2 separate regions of the Homo sapiens genome follow, and region 1 is linked to region 2. A link is an interaction called in ENCODE POLR2A ChIA-PET data of the cell type or tissue named here. Cell type or tissue: Panc1. All regions are shown on one strand. Links, peaks and the distances in the headings refer to the core of each region. The heading gives the core; the rest is flanking DNA. Region 1 holds the start of ANKRD40CL (ANKRD40 C-terminal like). Region 2 holds the start of WFIKKN2 (WAP, follistatin/kazal, immunoglobulin, kunitz and netrin domain containing 2).

Region 1 (10,549 bases), core at 1-8,000, 65 kb after region 2:
CTACTAAACATACAAAAAATTAGCCAGGCGTGGTGGCAGGTGCCTGTAGTCCCAGCTACTCGGGAGGCTGAGGCAGGAGAATGGCGTGAACCTGGGAGGCGGAGGTTGCAGTGAGCTGAGATTGCGCCCTGCACTCCAGCCTGTGAGATAGAGCAAGACTCTGTCTCAAAAAAAATAATTTTTTTGTAGAGACAGGGTCTCACTATATTGCCCAAGCTAGACTTAAATTCATAGGCTCAAGTGATCCTACCTCCTAGGCCTCCCAAATTGTCAGGATTTCAGGCATGAGCCACCATGCCTAACTAGATTTTCTTCATTGATTCAATAAACACAAGGGTCAGCTAGGAGCCAAGTACTATTTATTAGGTTGGTGCAAAAGTAATTGTGGGTTTTGCCATTACTTTTATTTATTTAGAGACAGAGTCTCGCTCTGTCGCCCAGGCTGGAGTGCAGTGGCATGATCTCAGCTCACTGCAACCTCCACCTCCTGAGTTCAAGCGATTCTCATGCGTCAGCCTCCCAAGCAGCTGGGACTACAGGCGCACACCACCACGCCCCGCTAATTTTTGTATTTTTAGTAGAGACAGGGTTTCACCATGTTGGCCAGGCTGGTTTTGAACTCCTGACCTCAAGTGATCCGCCCACCTTGGCCTCCCAAAGTGCTAGGATTACAGGGCGTGAGCCACCGCGCCTGGCCTGCCATTACTTTTAAATGGCAAAAACCACAATTATTTTTGCACCAACCTAATAGTTGCTTTGCAGTCTTATCTCCTAGGAGCAAGCAGCCAAGCTATTTTTCTCTGGTCCCTGTATTGTTTATCACAGAAACAGGAAAAGTGTGTTGATTTCAGTCTCACCCTTCACTGCAACCTCAGGCCCAGTGGTTTCACAGAGCCTCGAGGCCTTCTGGGGGTGCTGAGAGCCCTCAGCTGTCTTCTCCACAGCACAGGTGTGCCGGGCTCTGTGAGGCTGCCTTCTCAACTGTGTCGACTGAAGAATGACAGCGTTCATACATTTGGAAAGGAGAGCCTTCTTTCTCACACGGGGTTGCAGCCTACAGGGTGGCAAGTGGGACAGGCTGAGAAGCATAGCCAGAAGCCAACACCTCAAGGATGGGAAGAATAACACAGGGATTTACGCTGAACGAGGTGGCCAGATATACATATTCAATAAGCTATTGGAGGAGTCATGAATATTTATGAATGGAGAAATAGGCCCGTGTGTAATTGTGCTTCCTGCTTCTCCACGGGACCCATGTTCAAAAAATGGTGGCATTAGCACGATTGGAGCATGGAGTTTTTAGCCCTCTGATATCAAAAGGTGACGCAGAAGACAGGAAGACCTTCACTGCACATCCTCTGCAGAATGGCCAGAACCACTCCACAGTTGGTGGTCTCCTGTCAGAAGGAGATGCTAATGGGTTGTTTTGTCAAAATCACAAAACAGTGCAGGGAGGAGCAGTATTAGGTGGTGGGTTAAAATCAGGCTGCTATGGCCGGGCACGGTGGCTCACCCCTGTAATCCCAGCACTTTGGGAGGCCAAGGTGGGTGGATCACAAGGTAGGAGATCGAGACCAGCCTGCCAACATGGTGAAACCCCATCTCTACTAAAAATACAAAAATTAACTGGGCATAGTGGCACGTGCCTGTAGTCCCAGCTACTCGGGAGGCTGAGGCAGGAGAATGGTGTGAACCCGGGAGGCGGAGCTTGCAGTGAGCCAAGATCGTGCCACTGCACTCCAGCCTGGGCGACAGCGCGAGACTGCGTCTCAAAAAAAAAAAAGTTTTTGGTTTTTGGTTTTTTTGATATGGAGTCTCGCTCTGTCACCCAGGCTAGAGTGCAGTGGCGTGATCTCAGCTCACCACAACCTCCGCTTCCTGGGTTCAAGTGATTCTCCTGCCTCAGCCTCCCAAGTAGCTGGGATTACAGGTGCCCATCCCCTCGCCTGGCTAATTTTGTATTTTTAGTACATATGGGGTTTCAATATCTTGGCCAGGCTGGTCTCGAACTCCTGACCTCATGATCTACACACCTTGGCCTCCCAAAGTGCTGGGATTACAGGCGTGAGCCACCGTGCCCCGGCCAAAAACGTATCTATTTAATTTTGCAAAAAGAAACATAAGAAGGGTAAGTCAGAAACGAATGAGATTAGTTTCCTACAGGGGATAGATAGATGGGAATGAAATGGAAGGGATAAAAAAGTAAAACGACACTTTTTAAAATATCAATGTTTTGACTCTACCTACAGAACCATTTAATGATTAATATATTCAAGAAATAATAAATTGACAGGCACAGTGGCTCATGTCTGCAATCCCAGCACTTTGGGAGACCGAGGCAGGCAGATTGCTTGAGGCCAGGAGTTTGAGACCAGCCTGACCAACATGGCGAAACCCTGTCTCTACAAAAAATACAAAAATTAGCCAGGCATGGTGGTGCAGCCTACTCAGGAGGCTGAAGCATGAGAGTTGCTTGAGCCCGAGACGTGGAGGTTGTAGTGAGCTGAGATCACGTCACTGCACTCCAGCCTGAGCAACAGAGTAAGACTCTGTCTTAAATAAATAAATAAATAAATAAATAAAAGCAACAAGGACTGGGAAGAATCCTCTTATACAAACAGAAACAATGAACCTAAATATATTTCAAATGAACAATTCTGAAACTTTCTGTGAATTGGACTGAGCAAAGGAGTAAATGTATCAAAGATGTTAGGAGCCAGATTTTACCCTTTGGAGAAGAGAGTTACAATATGGAACTGAAGACAGCTAGGCCAGAAACACCAAGGATTTTGGCAACCACCAGAACAGGAGAGCGGCATGAAACAGATTCTTCCTCAGAGCCTCCAGAAGGAATCAATGCTGCCAACATCTTGATCTTGGGTTTCTGGCCTCTACAACTGTGAGAGAATAAATTTCTGTTGTTTAAAATAGAAAGAAAGAGAGAAAGGCGGAGGAAGAAAGGAAGGCAAGCAAGCCAGCAAGGGAGAACCCTTTGGTGTTGGAATGGGACTAGAAATATGAAGTTGTTCTCTTAAATATATACACACACAAAAGAGGAAACTAAATAAATTAGATTGATTTTAAAACATATATCTATATACAGAAATAGATGCATGTGTTTATGTGTTTATGTGCGTATATGCATGTGTGCTCCTAGCTCTGCACACGGGAAGAGCCTAGAAGCAATGACATCTCCATGGGAATGATCACACCTGTGCCTCATGGAAAATAACCTGGCTCCTTGGAGAAATGCCTGATCGCAGGGCTGGGGCAGGGAAAGTACAATGGAACCCAGAACATCTTGATGTGCCATGAAATAAGAAAGTGCTCACAGTCCGGGTGCGGTGGCTCACGCCTGTAATCCCAACACTTTAGGAGGCCAAGGAGGGCGGATCACTTGAGGTCAGGATTTTGAGACCAGCCTGACGAATGTGGTGAAACTCCCTCTCTACTAAAAATACCAAAAAATATTACCCAGTCCTGGTGGCGTGTGCCTGTATTCCCAGCTACTCGGGAGGCTGAGCCAGGAGAATTGCTTGAACCTGGGAGGCGGAGGTTGCAGTGAGCTGAGATCACACCACTGCACTCCAGCCTCGGCAACAGAGCAAGACTCCGTCTAAAAAATAAAATAAAAAAAAAGAAAGTGCTCACAAAATAATGGGGATATGTCAAAGGATATGGGAAACAGCTGCCAGGATAAAATGCTGGACAAAGTTGGGATGATTAAAGCATCAAAATAGATCATGATAGTGATGGATTGTGACCCACTGAATAAAATAAGAATCCATGAGTTCACAATGATAATAAATGAATGAATGGATGAGAAGTAAAGCTCTTTCTTTTTTTTATTCTTTGTAGAGATGGAGTTTCACCATGTTGGCCAGGCTGGTCTCGCACTCCTGGGCTCAAGCCATCCTCCCACCTTAGCATAAGCCACTACTCCAGGCACAACTTTCTGTAAGTTTGAAACTATATCAGAATTAAAAGCTACCTCTCACAGGCTCACACACAAGCAAAACTAATACATGGATAAAAGGGCCCACTAAGTGCCCAGCATAATGAATGGAACAAGTCATATGCCAAGGCCTGTGTGGCAGTTGATTGTCCCCCCAACACACTTTGCCTTCTTCCTTCCTAATCGGCTCTGATTTTTAGTACCAGTAGATTTTTTTTAACTAGAACATGTAATACTTTAATTTTAAACATTAAAATTAACTAAAAGGCCGGACGCGGTGGCTCACGCCTGTAATCCCAGCACTTTGGGAGGCCGAGGCAGGTGGATCACCTGTGGTCAGGAGTTCAAGACCAGCCTGGCCAACATAGCAAAACCCCGTCTCTACTAAAAAAAAAAAAAAAAAAAAAAAATTAGCTGGGCATGGTGGCACACAGCTGTAATCCCAGCTATTTATAGGGAGGCTGAGGCAGGAGAATCGCTTGAACCTGGGAGATGGAGGTTGCAGTGAGCTGAGATCCCACCATTGCACTCCAGCCTGGGCAAGAGCGAAACTCCTTCTCAAAAAATAAAATGAATTAAAAGAAGAACGTGTGTTCCCCTAAATAAGAAAAAAATGAGTGTTGTTGAGTGAACGTGTGAGTGAATGAGTGAATCAGTGAACGGGGAGTGAGTGAATGAATGGACCGAACAGGTGAGCAAAATGAGAATGAACTGAGGCTTTCCCTCAAGTGCCAAGCCTTTTCATCTACAGTTCCCCTGCACCTGTAGCCACACCCACTCAGGGGAGGAGGTTCAGGATGCCTTTTTTATGGCGGACCACACCCTGGCAGCCAGGCTGGCCAAAGTGCATTTTCTCAGGAGTCCAGGCCAGGGGATCCCTGCTACTTCCGCCTCTCCATTGCCCCACCCTGCCCTTCCCCTGTTCTTGCAGAAAGACACACCAGCATGCTGGGAAGACAGCATCGGCCTGGCAGCCAGGTGACCCAGGTCCAGTGCCAGGCCTGTGCCTGGCTGGCCACGTGACTAGTGGTAAACATTTCACTTACTAAGGCCTCGTTTTCCCTGTTTGCTCCTTTAAGCAGTTTGGCCAAATCAGTGGTTCACAGTCTTGGCTGCACATTGAAATCAGCTGGGAACCTTTCAAAAGTTCTGGGGCTCTGATTGCATCCAGACCAACTAAATCAGACTTTATAGGGTGGGACCTGGGCATCCACGGTTTTTAAAGCTTCCCAGGTGACTTCAATGCACACCATGTTTGAGAGCCGGGGGGCTGCGATCTCCATAGCTCCCTCCAGCTTTTTTTTTTTTTTTTTGGTTTTTTGTTGTTGTTGTTTGGTTTATGGTTTTTTTTTAGTGTTTATTTATTTATTTATTTATTTATTTTTTGAGATGGAGTCTTGCTCTGTCACCAAGACTGGAGTGCAATGGTGTGATCTCGGCTCACTGCAACATCTGCCTGCCAGGTTCAAGCGATTCTCCTGTCTCAGCCTCCTGAGTAGCTGGGATTATAGGCGCACGACACCACACCCAGCTAATTTTTTGTATTTTAGTAGAGATGGGGGTTTCATCGAGTTGCCCAGGCTGGTCTCGAACTCCTGAGCTCCGGCAATCCACCCGCCTCAGCCTCCCAAAGTGCTAGGATTACAGGCGTGAGCCACCGCACCCAGCCAGCTCCCTCCAGTTTTTTGATGCTGAGGCCCACCCTGATGCCCCGTCTGTTTGCCCGTCTTTTGTCATTGGAGGGTTAAATGAAATGTGAGCGTTACCCGAACATCTGGGTTCCTATCTGTGCACCTCCTCCTGTCTTCAGCCTGCCTTTGAGGCAGCAGCCTCACTGGGGACTTTGACCCTCCCCACCCATTCTTCACTGAACCTCCTGCTCCAGCCTCTGCCTCCTCCATTTTGATGTCTAGAATCAGGGGATCCAGGATCATCACCAAGGTCATTTTCCCAGGTATGGAGGGGTCTTTCTGCTTCTTTCTTGTCATGCACAGCTGCTGAGGAAGGGGCTGGGAGTAAAGACAGTGAAATGGGGAGGAGGAGTCCATTCAAACCGAGAAACAAAGTGTTTGGTTTTTCTTACCCCTGGTGTAGAAGCTACCAACCTTTTCCAAGAAAGAGGGCCTGGCCCCCTTCTCGGGTCTGGCTGGGTGCCTGCTGTGCCTCTCTGGCCTCCCCTCCGAAGGGCACCATTCCCTCGGGTGAGTACTACCGGCCTGCACCGTCTTCCAGTGGGGACAGCCTGAGAAGAGAGTCTGGAGCCTTACTTCAGTACCTTCCTTCACTGGCCTCACCCTGTGCAAATCATGCCACACGCTGCAGCCTCCTTTTCCCTATCTATAAAATAAAAATGACCCTGCTCTATCTCACTGGGCTGGCAAGAACACACTGTTGTTACCTTGCAGACAGATGTGCTGAGGCTGTAGAAAGTGCTTTTTATTTGGTTGGGAGCTTGTGCATAAATGCGAGAGGGGCTGCACATCTGACGGACTAGAGGTGACTCATGGCTGAACCGGAACAGGACATCGGGGAGAAGCCAGCAGGTGAGTCTGGGAGTCCTGTTCCCAACATGGTCCTCAAGGAGGATGGGACAGGGGGCTGGGGAAGGCTGGGACACAGGTGATGCTGTGGCCAGCAGTGCCCTGTGGCCTCCGCCACTCTGCCAGTGGGGTAGTGAAGAGCAGAGCAACTAGACCAAAGGTCCTTTCAGAAGGAAGCAAGTGTCTATAGCTATAATAAATAATAATAGCAGCCAGCAATTACTGGTGCTCACAACTGCTAGGAAGTTGTACCTTCTGTGTACTTTCTCATTGACTTCTTACAATCTGGTGAGGTAGGATTGTTAACCTCATTTTCAGATCAGAGAGGTTATGTAACTTGCCCAAGGTGTCAAAGCTACTAAGTGGCAGAGGAATTCAGACCCAAATCTGCCTGAGTGCAAAGGGCATGCTTTGTGACCTCTATGAGACTCTGGCCGTTCACAGAGCTGACACATTGACCACAGAATAAAATGCTTTCAAACGTAGTGGACAGGGCAGGGAAAGTTCTCGGGCTGTGTGTTGGGTGAGTTAGCAGTGAGGCAGGAAGGCCTCGTTTCAGGTCAGGTTCTGGTATCTCTATCAGGTATCGATATCAGGTCAGGTACTGGCAGGTGGGCTGGGGCCCAGCTGCTACAGGGGCTGCCTGAGAAGGAGCCACAGCCCTGAGCCACCTCCAGGGCCCAGAATTGAAAGGCAAAGAGAAGACTGCAGATCCCCGCTCACTAGGGGAGGGGACATTATTCCTGTCCTGGGAAGGGGCTGAGTTGGGCAGGAGCGTCTCATCTCCTTGGAGGCATCTGGCAGGGTGGCACAAACAGGGCTGACTTCATAAGTCTGTGATCAGTGCAGCTGCCCAGGGCCTTGCATTCAGAAAGGCCCTGGGCTTGGGGTTCAACATTCTGTGATTGTTGACTTGAAATGTGTCATAATTTTAGCCCTGAACTTGTTTTGTAAGTGGTGTCCGATGGGACAATGGAGCATGTGCCAGGGTTGGGAGTTGGAGCCTCAGCTCATACATATGGTCTCCACACCCAGACCAGCCCCACCACTGCTGTAACCCTCTGCCAGAGTCCCTCATTCCGCTGTCACCTTTGCCCAGGCAAAACAAGGATCAGAAGTTGAGGAGTGGCAGGCAGCCCTGGACACTCTCACCCACCCCCATCCAGCTAGTTGGTGCGTTCAAGTGGGGAGGTCGCAATACCCTGGGCGTCACCCATTTGCCCTGGGTTAGAGCAGCGGCTGTGAGAAGGGGAAATTGGCTTCCTCTTCATTTTCCTTTTGCACTCGGCTTTGCAAATTATGTAGTTGGCCCTGGTCACATCCATATCTGGCCATTTACCAACCTGAACAAACTACTTCCCCTTTCAGCCTCAATTTTCCTGTCTGAAAATGAAAATAATAATGTGCATACCCCACAGGATTCTTTTGGGGACAGTGAGGCTTTTCTCTTTTCCAGAATGCAAGTCTGATTATGACAGCTCTCTGCTAAAAACCAGAATGGCTTGGTGGTGTTTTAGGACAAAGACCAAAACCTTTCATCTAGACTAATGCTGCCCAATAGAAATGTAATGCAAGCCACATATGTAATTTAAAATTGCTAGTAGCCATGTTTTAAAAAGTAAAAACAGGTGAAACTAATTTTAATAATATACTTTGCCCGCTATATGCAAATCATTATGTCAACATATAAGTATGAAAATTTTTTATTGCCTCCAAAATCCAGGGTATATTTTACCTTATCGTGTATCTTATCTCATGTGACAAGAAGCTACATAATTGGACTAACTGGCCCCTGCCAGCCTGTCTGACACTCAGTCCCCCCATGCTCTCTGCCCTGCAGCCATGCTGAACTCTCCACAGGGCCCTGTGAAAAGCTCTTCACCTCCTCTGCCCTCTGGATCTAGTGAAGCCTATTCATCCTTCAGATGTCAGCTCAAATAATCAACCTTCATGGAGGCCTCCCTTGACCCCTAACATGCTTTCAAAGTACTGTGTATTTCACATTCATCATGCCCCGACAACTGTGATTTCCCATTTATTAATATCTGTCTCTTCTGCTGGCCTGCAAACTCCAGGAGCACAGAGACATCTTTGGGATTTTTGAACATGATTTCCCCAGGGCTTAGCCCAGTGCCTGGTGCAAAGCAGGCTTTCAACATGTTCAGTGGATATTGTAAGAAAGAAAGAAATACACAAAAGGCCTGGCATATGCAAAGCACTCTAAATATTCACTCCTTTCCCTTCCCTCTGGGTGAGAAAATTTCTCCTTATAAAGACACCCTCCTAACTGTATCTCTGCTAGAGAACTGAAGACATAAAGCACTCTGTGCCAAAAATATTTAAGTAAAAACTTGAGCTAAGCACAGAGATTATAAATATTTCTTCCCCAGATTACGCACCATTTAAAAATACTGTCTCAGCTCCTTTTCATGATTTGGGTGGTGATTAAAGAAAATTACTCTTCAAGACTGAAAGTCATTACTGCCCTTTTCCTGACTTGCCTTTTCCCTTGAGAAGGGGAGGATAAGCTGCAGGGCAGGAAGTGGAAGTGGGGCATCCTTGTCCTTTGTCTGGCAGACAGCCAACTGGTCAGGTACTGCTCCTTCTCAACTCTTTCCTGATTCCCAGGTGAATATAAACAAGAAGGCACAAATCCACACTTGCCAACAACGGACCCAAGTGATAACAAGAAACCCAGTGACACCTGTCTAGGTGAAGACTCAGCCCCTATGTGACCAGGTTGCAAAGCCAAACTGACCATCTGCTTTCCATTTGGACTTTTAGTTCATACTGTATCTTCTCAGGACAGTTAAGTTGGAATACAATGCCACTGTCCTGAAAGATGGTAGAATTATCCTATTTCTGGAGGAGTGGGGGTGGTGGGTAGGAATCTCAAGAGCGATTTGCTCCTCTGCACAATAGCTTCTTTAAGGACACCAGGGCCCCCAGGGCTATACATTTCCCTGAAGCTTTCCAGATAAGCAACAAGGTATGAGCACCTGCTATGTATTGCCCAAGGGTGATGTGTTTAAATATCCATTGCATATTTTAAATCCTTGGCTGGCTTAAAGCTGCAAGCTTTCTGTCTTCAGTGGATATAATGGGGGCATACATCCCAGAGCTTGCCCAACACTCCAAGAAAAGAACCCTCAGCTAATGCAAAGTGTGTATGTGCCCATGAAAGCTCCATGTCTACTTAACATTCAGTTTTTAGGATTATTTATGCTGTAATAATAGATATGAAAATCTCTGACAGGTATTTTGTTTCCTTTACAAACTGTATTTGAATTTATGGGTGATTTAGAGCTTGTGTTTAAAGTCAGAATTCAGAACCCCAAAGAAAATGACTTCATTGAAATTGAACTGAAGAGACAAGAACTGAGTTACCAAAACCTACTAAACGTGAGTTGCTGTGAACTGGGGATTAAACCAGAACGAGTGGAGAAGATCAGAAAGCTACCAAACACACTGCTCAGAAAGGTAAGGGTTAAGAGTTTCTAAATGCAGAATCACAGTGGGTGACATCATGTTCTCTGGAGCCAATCGTTTACACTTCTGCATTTCATGACACCAGAAATCCTGGCTGCAAAACGGCCAAACATGGTAGCTAGGTCATTTTCAATCTGGCGCTTTTAAGATTTGCACATCTAATCCATAAACCTTTTAAAAACCTCTAAATGGTCCGATCACGGTGGCTCACACCAGTACAATCCCAGCACTTTGGGAGGCCGAGGTGGGCAGATCACAAGGTCAAGAGATCGAGACTATCCTGGCCAACACGGTGAAAACCCGTCTCTACTAAAAATACAAAAATTAGCTGGGCATGGCAGCGCGTGCCTGTAATCCCAGCTACTCAGGAGGCTGAGGCAGGAGAATTGCTTGAACCCAGGAGGAGGAGGTTGCAGTGAGCTGAGATAGCACCACTGCACTCCAGCCTGGCGACAGAGCTAGACCCTGTCTCAAAAAAAAACAAACCTCTGAATGACAAGTGACTCCCCAATTTAAGGCTTTAGTTCAGTGCTTTTGGCCCCACCAATCTCTGCAAAATTGACTG
Region 2 (10,414 bases), core at 1-8,000:
AGAGGGCCCAGATCGATCCACAGCCAACAGTCAGGGCAGGCGTGACGGGCCCCACACGCCAGGTCTCAGAGCCACAGGCTGTGCCAGGCCCAGGTATCAGCTCCGTGTGGGACCTTTCACGGGAAAAGCAACAAGAAAAAAAGTCCCCTTGTGTGGCAAAGGTCAGCAAGGCCGTCAGCGAGGACTTGCCAGGCTGTAATCCCCTCTGATATTCTGTGGAGCCACGTAAAGCATTAGTTTAATTCCTCGAAATTAGCAACATGCTCCTGGAGCTGACACAAACAAGGATTTCACGTGGTGTTTTCGACAATAACACATCGTACCCACTTGGCAGGCAGGCAACGCTCCTAATCCTCCACCAGGTAGTAACTCTGTGAATTACTCCCCACTAGGGCTGGCCTCTTGTCATTCCAACTTTTATTTCAGCCTCTTTGACATTCCACATCAGCTAAGAGGGGGAAAATATCCCCCCACCCTGGCTGCATGGAGCCTGCCTGCTTGACTTGTTTACTGTTCTACCCGTTTCGGCTCAGAATGGGGACTTTGTTTTGCAGCCCTTGTTTGGCATAGTCTTCTAGGCCACACCAGGGGAGGCTTTGGGACAGGGATGGGCAGCTCTCAGAGCTGGGTCTAAGGGAGAGAGACCCCGCAGGGAATGGAGAGCAGGAGAGGGAGTAGGAGCAGGAGAACCTTCTCCTTGGCCTGAGCCTCATCCCATTCCCTAAGACATTCAGGACCTGGAGGTCCATGAAAGCCTGGGTCCTTGGGCACCAGAGGGAAGGTACTTCTGGCCACAGGGAACCTACAGGGGGTCCTTAGAACACTTCTGTGTAAGGGGGCCAGAATGTCCCCAAGGGCTGTCTGGATACCCAGCCTTCCACAGGTGCCTTCTCTCCAAGACACACAAAATCCACCAGAGTCTCACCATCCCCAAGCCCTACCTGGTTAATCAGGCCAGCCTGTGCCTGCAAATGTAGCCAACTAATGGCATGACCTTGGCCAGATGGGAGCAGCCACCACTCCTCCTGACTTCTTATCTTCCTTTCACTTGGCACCACCATTGCCCAAGGGGAGCATCTGTCCTGGGAGGCCTAAGAATTGTCCCTGGGCACTGTGAGGTTGAGGCCACCCTCTCCAGGTCAGCCCTCTGCTCTCCTGTGGGTAACCAGGCATCTATGGGGGAACCAGTGTCTCTCGTGTTCCCTGGGGATGCCCCAGCCTGGATCTGGAGCCTTGGGAGACTCCGTGCTGCCCTCAGAGCTGGCCAGACTGGGCAGGAAATAGCTCTGCCTGGAGCAGGTGTAGGTCCCACAGCCTGTTGCCCCAGAGGGGGTGGGCAGGAATGGCCCTCGGGAATGACTCGGGAGCTAGAAGAGAACTGGCCCTGCCCTGCAGCAGTGCCCTCTGATACAGAGCAGAAGGCAGGACCAAGGACGCTGGGAGGCTGAAACGTGGTCTCCTTCCTCCCAGGGACACCAGAGATCCATTCAGAGCTGCTCCTGCTTGGCCTGCCGTCAGCCTGGTCTTCTCTCAGGCTCAGGGTCCAAACTCCTGAGGAGGTGGCCTGGAGTCCAATGCAATCAAAGCTTTCTTGTTAGACATGAGTTCCAAGCTCATCGTTCCCTCACTGGCCATGACAACTGTGCCCTCCGTGCCTGGCTCTGTGTCCACTCTCTCACCTGTGAATGGGCTGCTGATGCCCACCATGCTGACATGTCATGCCAACATACACGACGTGCCCGGCACGGTGCTGGCCACAGTAGCCCTCAGCACGCATGAAGGAGGAATCCTCGGGCTCCAGTCCCTGATGAACTGGGACATCGCTCCCACCTCTCCTTCCAGGCTTCGGTGTTAATAGACAGGATGGTGCCCTGTTTCTCTCCAGGTGAACGGGGCCTGTGTTCCTTCACCTTCCTAGGACCTGCAGGGCACTCCTGCATGGTCCCCACCCTGTGGCTCCCACCCCCATCACTCACAGGCTCATATGGTCCATCTCTGGCTTCTGGACCCCACTCACCTGGTCCGCCTCACACTCCAGCTTCTGGATCCCACTCACCTGGTCCATCTCACACTGTGGCTTCTGGACCCCACTCACCTGGTCCACCTCATACTCCCACTTCTAGATCCCACTCACCTGGTCCGCCTCACACTCCAGCTTCTGGATCCCACTCACCTGGTCCATCTCACACTGTGGCTTCTGGACCCCACTCACCTGGTCCACCTCATACTCCCACTTCTAGATCCCACTCACCTGGTCCGCCTCACACTCCAGCTTCTGGATCCCACTCACCTGGTCCATCTCACACTGTGGCTTCTGGACCCCACTCACCTGGTCCGCCTCACACACCGGCTTCTGGACCCCACTCACCTGGTCAACCTCACACTCCCACTTCTAGATACCACTCACCTGGTCCATCTCACATTGCGGCTTCTGGACCCCATTCACCTGGTCTGCCTCACACTGTGGCTTCTGGATCCCACTCACCTGGTCCATCTCACACTCCTGCTTCCGGACACCACTCACCTGGTCCGCCTCACACTGTGGCTTCTGGACCCCACTCACGTTGTCCTCCTCACACTCCCACACAGTCCCTCCCCGACGGCTCCCACCCCCGTCACTCACAGGCTCACGTGGTCCATCTCTGGTCTCTGGACCCCACTCACCTGGTCCGTCTCACACTCCCGCCTGCAGGTGCTCTGTGCGTCCACCCAGAGGTTGGGATTCATGTCGTTGGGGCAGATGCCGGCGTGGGAATAGCGGATGGGCGGCAGCGCCAGGCTTCGCGGGGGCACCCCGAGCAGTAGCAGCAGCAGCAGCAGCGCTGCCACCTGCTCCCAGCGAGACCAGAACCGGCGACACCTTGGGGCCCACATGGTGCAGGCTGGGGCGGCTAGAGACCTCCCCTGAAACGATGCCAGGGTCTGGGGCCCACCAGGGCCTTCTTCTCAGGGGCTGCAGACACCTGCCCTCCCCACCCCAGCAGGTTTCCTGCTCAGGCTGCTGCTCAGGCTGCTCTGCCGCTGCTGCCTCCACCAAGTCAGCACAGCCTGCCGGGCTGTGCGGCTTCAGATAAAAGAAAGGTCTTTAGAAGGAAGCTCCCTCTCCTGAGTGTGCAGGGAGAGGAGCCACAGCAGGGGCCCGCGCCCGGATTTATATCCTGGGCGCGCCACCCGAGTGGGAGCCAGCTAACCTGATGCCTGTCACAGGCAGGCTGCTGGCGCCTCTGTCCCGTGGCTGATCACAGACTTATTGCAGAAGGGGGGAAAAAAAAAAAAAGAAGCTGGAAGCAGTTTAGGCAGCGTATCTGGCACGGTGGGACACCTGCTTGTTTTTGACTCCAGGAGGCCTTTAACCCCTTCAAGGGCCAGAAATGGCATGTGCTTTGCGGGGAGCTGGCTCCAGGACACGCAAGCTCACTCTGAAGGAGGGCTTGTTTCCCTTTCCCCCACCTCCTTGGGGCCGGGCCCCCTCCTCCCCTTTGGCCACCTCTAAAGAACACACAATCGCTTGTTACGAGGAGGGACCTGCAGCCACCGGGTTAGCATCGCCCGGCTTGATAGTACATTTGAGAGCAAATGACGTGGAAAAACAACAAGTTCACGGCCATTCCAGGGCGGGCCTGCGCCGCGCTGTGCCCTGTAAGCCGACTCCCACCCCGGCCCCGGCCCTTTGTGGGGGGTGTGCGCACGGACAGCTCTGTATCTCTGTGTCCAGGGCAGTTTGCGTCTTAAGTTCCAACTTCAGTTAATTTTCCCCAAATCATTCCAGAGACACATACCAGATATGCTCTGGCCCCGCCGGCGGCTGGGACGGATCACATTCCTCCCTCTTCCATCGACACACCGAGAAAACCTCCGCGGTCACAGTGTCTCAGGATTGTGCCGGAGTCCAGCTGCCCTCGCTGACGACCACAGTGGCTGCTCTTCAGTGAGCTCCTTCTGACTGCCAGCCTTGTCTGGCCTCCCCCACTTCCCAAAGGAGAAGGTCTGTGGTCGAAGAGGGCGAGCGACTTGTCCAAGGTCGCACAGAGTGAGCAGTCCTGGTGGTACCAGCTGCCAGATGCACTGGGCTCTTCACACGTGTGGCTTCTCTGAACGCATCATCTCATTTAATCCTCACAACAAACTGCACCTCCATTTCAGATCGGAGGAAAGGACGCACAGAGAGGCTAAGCAACCTGCCCATGTCGCACAGCTACCCCACCACGGTACAGGAAACAGGGACACCAGCTTGCTGGGTGTGGGCAGGGGCCTTTTAAAATCACCCCTCCCCCATCCATCTGCCAGAACTGCTGTCAAGGCACAGCCCAAACTCTGGTTTTCACAGACTGGACAAGAAATTTTTGAAACATCAGGGGCTATATTTGTGGAGGGGCCGGGAAGAGAGCCAGAAGCTGCCAGGGGCTGGGGGCGATTCCTCCCCCATTTGGCAGCAAATGGCTTCTATCTAAAATGCCACAGAGCAGCCTGCAGTCTGAGTGTTTTCGAGTTGGTCACTCGATCCTGGGGGTAGGGGGCGGAGGCACATAGAGCCCCGAAAGAGAGGTACCTTTCCAAGGCCAAACCACAAGGGCCTTGAGGAGCTGCTGTGTCCCGGGGACAGTAGGTGGAGTGGCCCCCACACGCATCAGATACGGAAGGGATCCTGAAGGTAATCTCGCTTTACAGCTAAGGAAACTGAGGCCTGAGCCCAGGCCGCTCCTTCCCCACGTCCACTTTCCCCTTCAAGAACACAGCTCGCCATCTCACAGGACTGTAAAACGGCCACGGGACCCTCGCTTCCACACCCAGACCCTTCCCCTTCCCAGCCGGGCGGGTGCTGCCTTCTCCCCGCCTGAGCTGGTCCCTTCCCGTTGTGCGGCCATTCTGCAGGATCTGTCTTTTCTGCTTATGTCAAATCGCTAATGAAGGGTGTCAGATCCTAATCCTCTAAATTATTGGAATAAACTTCCCTTCGAGGCCAGTCCCCGTAATGAAGCCAGACAGCGGGCGACGCCGGCTGCTTTGAATTCCCCGTAATTTCATCAGCCCGTGTTCCAGCTGCTCCGCGCGGGGGCCTTCACACAGCCCTTGGACAAACGCGGTTTGCGCAGCCTCCTTTGATAGCACAAAGGGACATGGACAGTGACACATTTATAAGCAGGACTTAGAAAAACTGTCACAGCCCCATTAGGCCAGGACAAGTATCCAAGGAGAGGAGGCCGATTTCTGGGCAGTCCCAAGAGACCATTAGAGGGTGTGGGAGAGATGAGAGGGGGTCGGAGGAGGGGAGGCACCGAGCAGAGGTTGGGGGGTGCTGAGGAGGGCAGGAGAGGGGCACACGGCAGGGCAGGGGAAGCTTGGCCATCCTACCCCCACTCCTGGGGCTGATGGAGAAAGCCCCCACACCCAACCTGGTCCTGTCTCAAGCCACGGACTTCTCCTTCCCGGGCCCCATTCCTGGACGTTCTACTCTGAGAACTCTCAAAGCAGCATCGGGAAAGAGAGGAGCCCAAAGCACTCTGACTCTCCCTCCAGCCCTTCCAAGTCTCCCACCAAAACACAGCTCAGAATAATAAATAACATCTGATCGGCCTGGAGCCCACACAGTGTTTTCACCTGCACGTTGCTGCTGACCCCACGGCAGCCCCAGGAGGGAGCTCCCTAGCGCGGGAGAGGAAACCGAGTCACAGAGAGGTTAGGCTGGGCCCTCCTCCTGCCCACCCCGGGCCTATGGCCTCCACACACCCCGTGCAAGCTTCCAGCCCCTCCAGAAAGCGACCCCCAGCCCATGCTGGCTGCCCCGCCCACTGGCTTGTTTATAAGCTGTTTGGGAGCGCTTTGAAGTCTTCTCCTCCCTCCCAGAGGCCCTTGGAACTGGCTCTGGATCTGCCTCCTTCTCTCTCTCCTCTTGGTGTGTCTGTGTGTCTGACTCTGTGTCCCTCACACTCTTCCCTGTGGGTGGTGTGGGCCCTACCCTCACCAAACCCACGGTACTGAAGGTGGGCCCAGCGGGAGCGGCTCAGTGGCACATGCCCACTGTCCACCGGGCCTCCTCCACTCAGGCCACTGGGAGCAGAGGCTGGGCTGGGTCTCCTGAGCAGAGGCCTGGCCTCGGGCGTGATCTGCCTTTTCCCCTTTCCCCAAGGACACCAGGCACAGCTCTCCTGCTACTCAGAATGAGAGGTCAGAGAGGGCTGGGCTTGGCCCCATCTTGGAAGGGCCCCTCCATCCCCCACCATTGTCACAGGGTGGAGAACCATGGATTCTTCACACTGCCAGGGTGGGTTCAAATCTGCTCTAGGAGCCGTGGGAGGAGGTCACCAGGTCACTCTCAGTGACCCTTGACCTCAGGTTCACCCTGACATTAACAACTCCTGAGCCGCTAGGGTCTTGACGGGACAGCACAGCTGATACCATTTCCCAAGTCAGCCAGCCCCCAGCAGCCGCGATGGGGAGGTACAGAGGTGCCACAAGAGTATCTTGGGTGCCACGTGGCTTATGCACACCCCACACCCACACTCCTACCTCACACTGCACCTGCTCCCTCTATTTCTCTCCACAAAGGTTTTTTAGAGCACCTACGGTGTGCCAAGTTCTGGGCACATCGGAACCAATAACTGGCCAGGCATGGTGGCTCATGCCTGTAATCCTAACTCTTTGGGAGGCCAAGGTGAGCAGATCACCTGAGGTCAGGAGTTTGAGATCAGCTTGGCCAGCATGGTGAAACCCCATCTCTACTAAAAATAAAAATAAAAAAAAATAGCTGCACATGGTGGCGTGAGCCCGTAGTCCCTGCTACTTGGGAGACTGAGACAGAAGAATTGCTTGAACCCAGGAAGCGGAGGCTGCAGTGAGCCAAGATCACGCCACTGTACTCCAGCCTGAGTGGCAAAGCGAGACTCCATCTCAAAAAAAAAAAAAAAAGAAAATAACAACAATCTTTGTCCACAGGGAGGGTACCGTCTAGTCTAGAAAGCCAGCATGCAGAGATAAGAATGGTGAATGCTGGTGGGGAGTCCTCTCAGGGCTGGGGAACAGAGAGGAGGGAGAGACCTGGGGCTGGCTCTCGCACGACCATGACATTGGGTGGGGCCCAAGCCTGGGCAGAATCTCAAAGGAGGGAAGGCATTTCCTACACCTCTCCTTGGAAAGGCCTGGCCCACACCACAGTCTCCTCGGCCAAGGCCCTCCCTCCGCGGGGCCCAGGCCTCCGGAAAGGGGAGGTGATAGGGACGTCAGCAGGTTTAGGAGATGGGGTGGGGGTGGGAGCTGCAGGTCTTGCAGGCGCGGCACAGGGTGGCCCCAGCAAAGTACACCCCAGCGGCCCATTCTGGTCTACCCTGCTTGGGCCCCAGATCTGAGCCAGCCACATTTTCTCCCAAATGGATGGGGGGAAACCAGCCCCCCAGGAGCCCCTCCCGCTCTGATCTTGGTCATTTAAACATGTTTGGGGAGGAGGGGCAGGAATTGGGGTGCTGAGAAGGAAAGGAAGTCCTAGCCAGGGTGCTCAGATGGCAGCCCAGGTTGCCTTGGCTAAAGGCAGTGATTAGTCAGACTCAAGCCGGAGAATTCAATAAAGCCAGCGGCTCATTACCCAGCTGGGACCCCCTGCCCGCGCGGCCTCGGGCCTGGGTTGCATTACAGGACCGCGTGAACTCTCCCCTCTGAGTGAGGCTGCACCGGGCCTTGGAATAATTATGGGGCCTCAGCAGATGGTGGAGACGGATGGGGGAGGCCTTCAGCTGTGAGACACGTGATCCATCTGCATCTGTGTGGAACAGGACACGGGAGGGTCCTCACTGAGCAGAGAGGTAAAGCAAGGGCAGTCCTGAATCCACATCTGAGAATTATGGGGTTGTCAGGGGTGGGGCATGGCCCAGTGTCCCGGGCCAGCTAGGCCTCCTTGGAGACCCTTGCCTGGCCCGGGGGGGTCTACAGGTGCAGTGAGCCCCTGGAATCTGGAGTCCTGGAGTCTCTGTGTCAGGAACCCAGAAGAGGAGGCACCTCTGGGACAGCACAATTCTGGGCTCCTTTGGCATTCAAATGTCTTCCTAGAAGATTTGGAGCCTGTCTCGGGCTCCTCACCCACTCGGGAAGCTACATGGTCTTGGTTTGAGCACTGTGCAAGGAGTCAGGAGCCCTGGGCTCTCTTCCTGCTTTGCCATCATCTCACTGTGGGACCCCCTCTATTTCCCCATCTGAGGCCCCTTCCAGCTGCCTCTTCTGTGATCCCATGTCCTGACTCCTCCAGCTTTGCCTTGATGGAATCAGCTTCAAAAAGCCCTGTGGAGCTCTCAGCCAAGACAAACACCAGAGTGCAGAAGCCACAAGGCTGTGGGGCTGCGGGGCTGGGGCCAGCTCCACCACCCTGCTCTGCTGGGACACAGCGAGGGCGGGTTTCCACTCTTCCCAGGCCTGTAGGAATACCACAAACAGAGGCATGGCCTCTATCCCCCTCGGGTCTCCCCCACCCTAAAAGTTTCCACAGCTACTCTACTCTTCACACTCTGGAGCTCCTGCCTTCCTTCTTTCTCCCTTTGAATGACAGGGAAATGAGAAGGTGTGAGACTCTTGGGCCTCTCTGCTTCCCTGCCTGCTGCTGAGCAAAGAAGGACAACATCTCTAAAGCTAATTGCACCCCTCACACTCATTCCAACAATACAAAATATCCAATGAAGGCTGGGTGCAGTGGCTCACACCTATAATCCCAGCACTTTGGGAGGCCAAGGCGGGCAGGTCACCAGAGGTCAGGAGTTCGAGACCAGCCTGGCCAACATGGTAAAACCCCGTCCCTACTAAAATTACAAAAATTAGCTGGGCGTGGTGGCGCGTGCCTGTAATCCCAGCTACTTGGGAGGCTGAGGCATGAGAATCACTTGAACCCGGGAGGAGAAGGTCATGGTGAGCCGAGGTCACGCCATCATGCTCCAGCCTAGGTGACAGAGCGAGACCCTGACTCAAAAATAAAAATGAAAAATAAAAACAAAATGTCCAATGGCTGTGTGGGGGTGAGCTGGAGTAGGGATGAGAAACAGGTTTCTTTCTGACTGATCATGATTCCAAGACTTGTGGCTTAAAGACAGCTTCCCCACGCCTTCAAGAGCAGGCCAAAGCATTGTTCTGGACTGCCGTGACCTTCTGCCTCCATTTACTTCCCTGGTCTTACCATCTGTCCCTTTCACTCTCAAACTCTGGAGGCTGCCATATCGCGCTTTCAGACCTTTAAGAGCTCCTCACAGTACTCCCCCTTCCACCTCACACAGACATTGTCCTCTGTCCTAAACACTCTCTCACCCCTGGCCTGCTCTGTCTTCTCCCAGCCCACTGCTTCCTGACCGATTTCAGAAACAACTTCTTTCAGGAGGCCTTCCTGACTTTAAATGACAAAGCAAAACAAAACAAAAGCCGCAACTGGGTTGTAAAATACGGGTAAAGTTTAAATGTTCAATGTAGTGGGTTGAGTGGTGCTCCCCCCAGCCCCCCACCCCTGCCAAATATATCCATGTTCTAACCCACAGAGACAGTGACCGTGACCTTGGGAAAAGGGTCTTTGCAGATGAGATTTGGGAAAAGGGTCTTTGCAGATGAAATTAAGGATCTTGAGATGAGATCATGCTGGATTACCGAGGAGGGCCCTAAATCCAATGACGGGTATCCTTATAAAAGGCAGAGACAGAATCGAGACACAGAAGACGGGAAAGTCTTGTGCAGATAGAAGCAGAGATTAGAGCGATGCACCCACAAGCCCAGGAACACCTGAGCCCCCAGAAACTGGAAGAGGAAAAGGACTCTCCCCTAAAGCCTCTGGAGGGAGCGTGGCCCTGCCAACACTGTGGTTTCATACCTCCAGCCTCCAGAACTGTCAGATAATAAATGTGTGCTGTTTTAAGCCACCAAGTTCCTGGTCATTTGTTTAGCAGCCCCAGGAAATGAACACACCTGCCTAAAATTCTCCAATGGCCTCTCCTGGTCATAATTAAATGCCACAACTACCCTGAGCTGCCCCTTTTAGGTTCCTGCTAAAAATACTCAATGAATTGCCTCTCCAGAGTGTGTTCTCTTTTCTGAGAACTGTGCTTTTTTAAGCACTGAGTTGACAGACTCAGTGCTTTAAAAATCTAAAAAAAAAAAGCTATGGTTGTTGTTGTTTTACTCTTTAACAGAAACCGAGAGTCAAGATGATCTCAAAGTAAAGACACTCCGTAGAATGTGGGTGGTCAGAACAGTTGAGAACTGAGCTCAGCTGCTGAGAGCTTTGATTCACCCCACAGGGCCAGAGGTGCTGGTGGCATGGGACAAACTTTTGGGAGGCAGGTACTGAGCCCCCCGCTGAGCTGAACGGAGCCCACCTCTAATCTGTAATCCTTAGGGAAGAAAACCCCTCTGTGACAGGGGCTTTCAAATGTTTTGACTGCAACACATAGTGAGGAAT

The links. ChIA-PET counts read pairs that join two places held together with the same protein. Peaks named below come from ENCODE experiments on the same cell type or tissue, not always from the same donor. Only the 100,000 strongest peaks of a DNase experiment are listed, where the experiment ranks them.
Region 1: POLR2A ChIA-PET joins it to region 2 with 16 read pairs; 9 of 35 experiments call an interaction of 5 or more read pairs at or near these places.

The regions. Positions count from the first base shown.
Region 1 is chr17:50,762,823-50,773,371 of GRCh38, reverse strand. ANKRD40CL (ANKRD40 C-terminal like) reads left to right here and starts at 5,854. Exons shown (of 4, transcript NM_001358683.3): 1 at 5,854-5,909; 2 at 6,361-6,498; 3 at 9,815-9,975. The coding sequence starts at 6,459. It overlaps MIR8059 (microRNA 8059), which reads right to left and starts at 4,722; the gene lies at 4,642-4,722. RefSeq lists an enhancer at 7,295-7,384 and a silencer at 7,685-7,734. In Panc1, for the core only: no CTCF peak of the experiment used is centred there; no DNase peak of the experiment used is centred there.
Region 2 is chr17:50,828,398-50,838,811 of GRCh38, reverse strand. It overlaps WFIKKN2 (WAP, follistatin/kazal, immunoglobulin, kunitz and netrin domain containing 2), which reads right to left and starts at 3,226. Exons shown (of 2, transcript NM_175575.6): 1 at 2,665-3,226. The coding sequence starts at 2,874. RefSeq lists enhancers at 5,514-6,034, 6,035-6,555, 6,715-7,585, 7,586-8,457, 10,088-10,317 and a silencer at 9,858-9,967. In Panc1, for the core only: no CTCF peak of the experiment used is centred there; no DNase peak of the experiment used is centred there.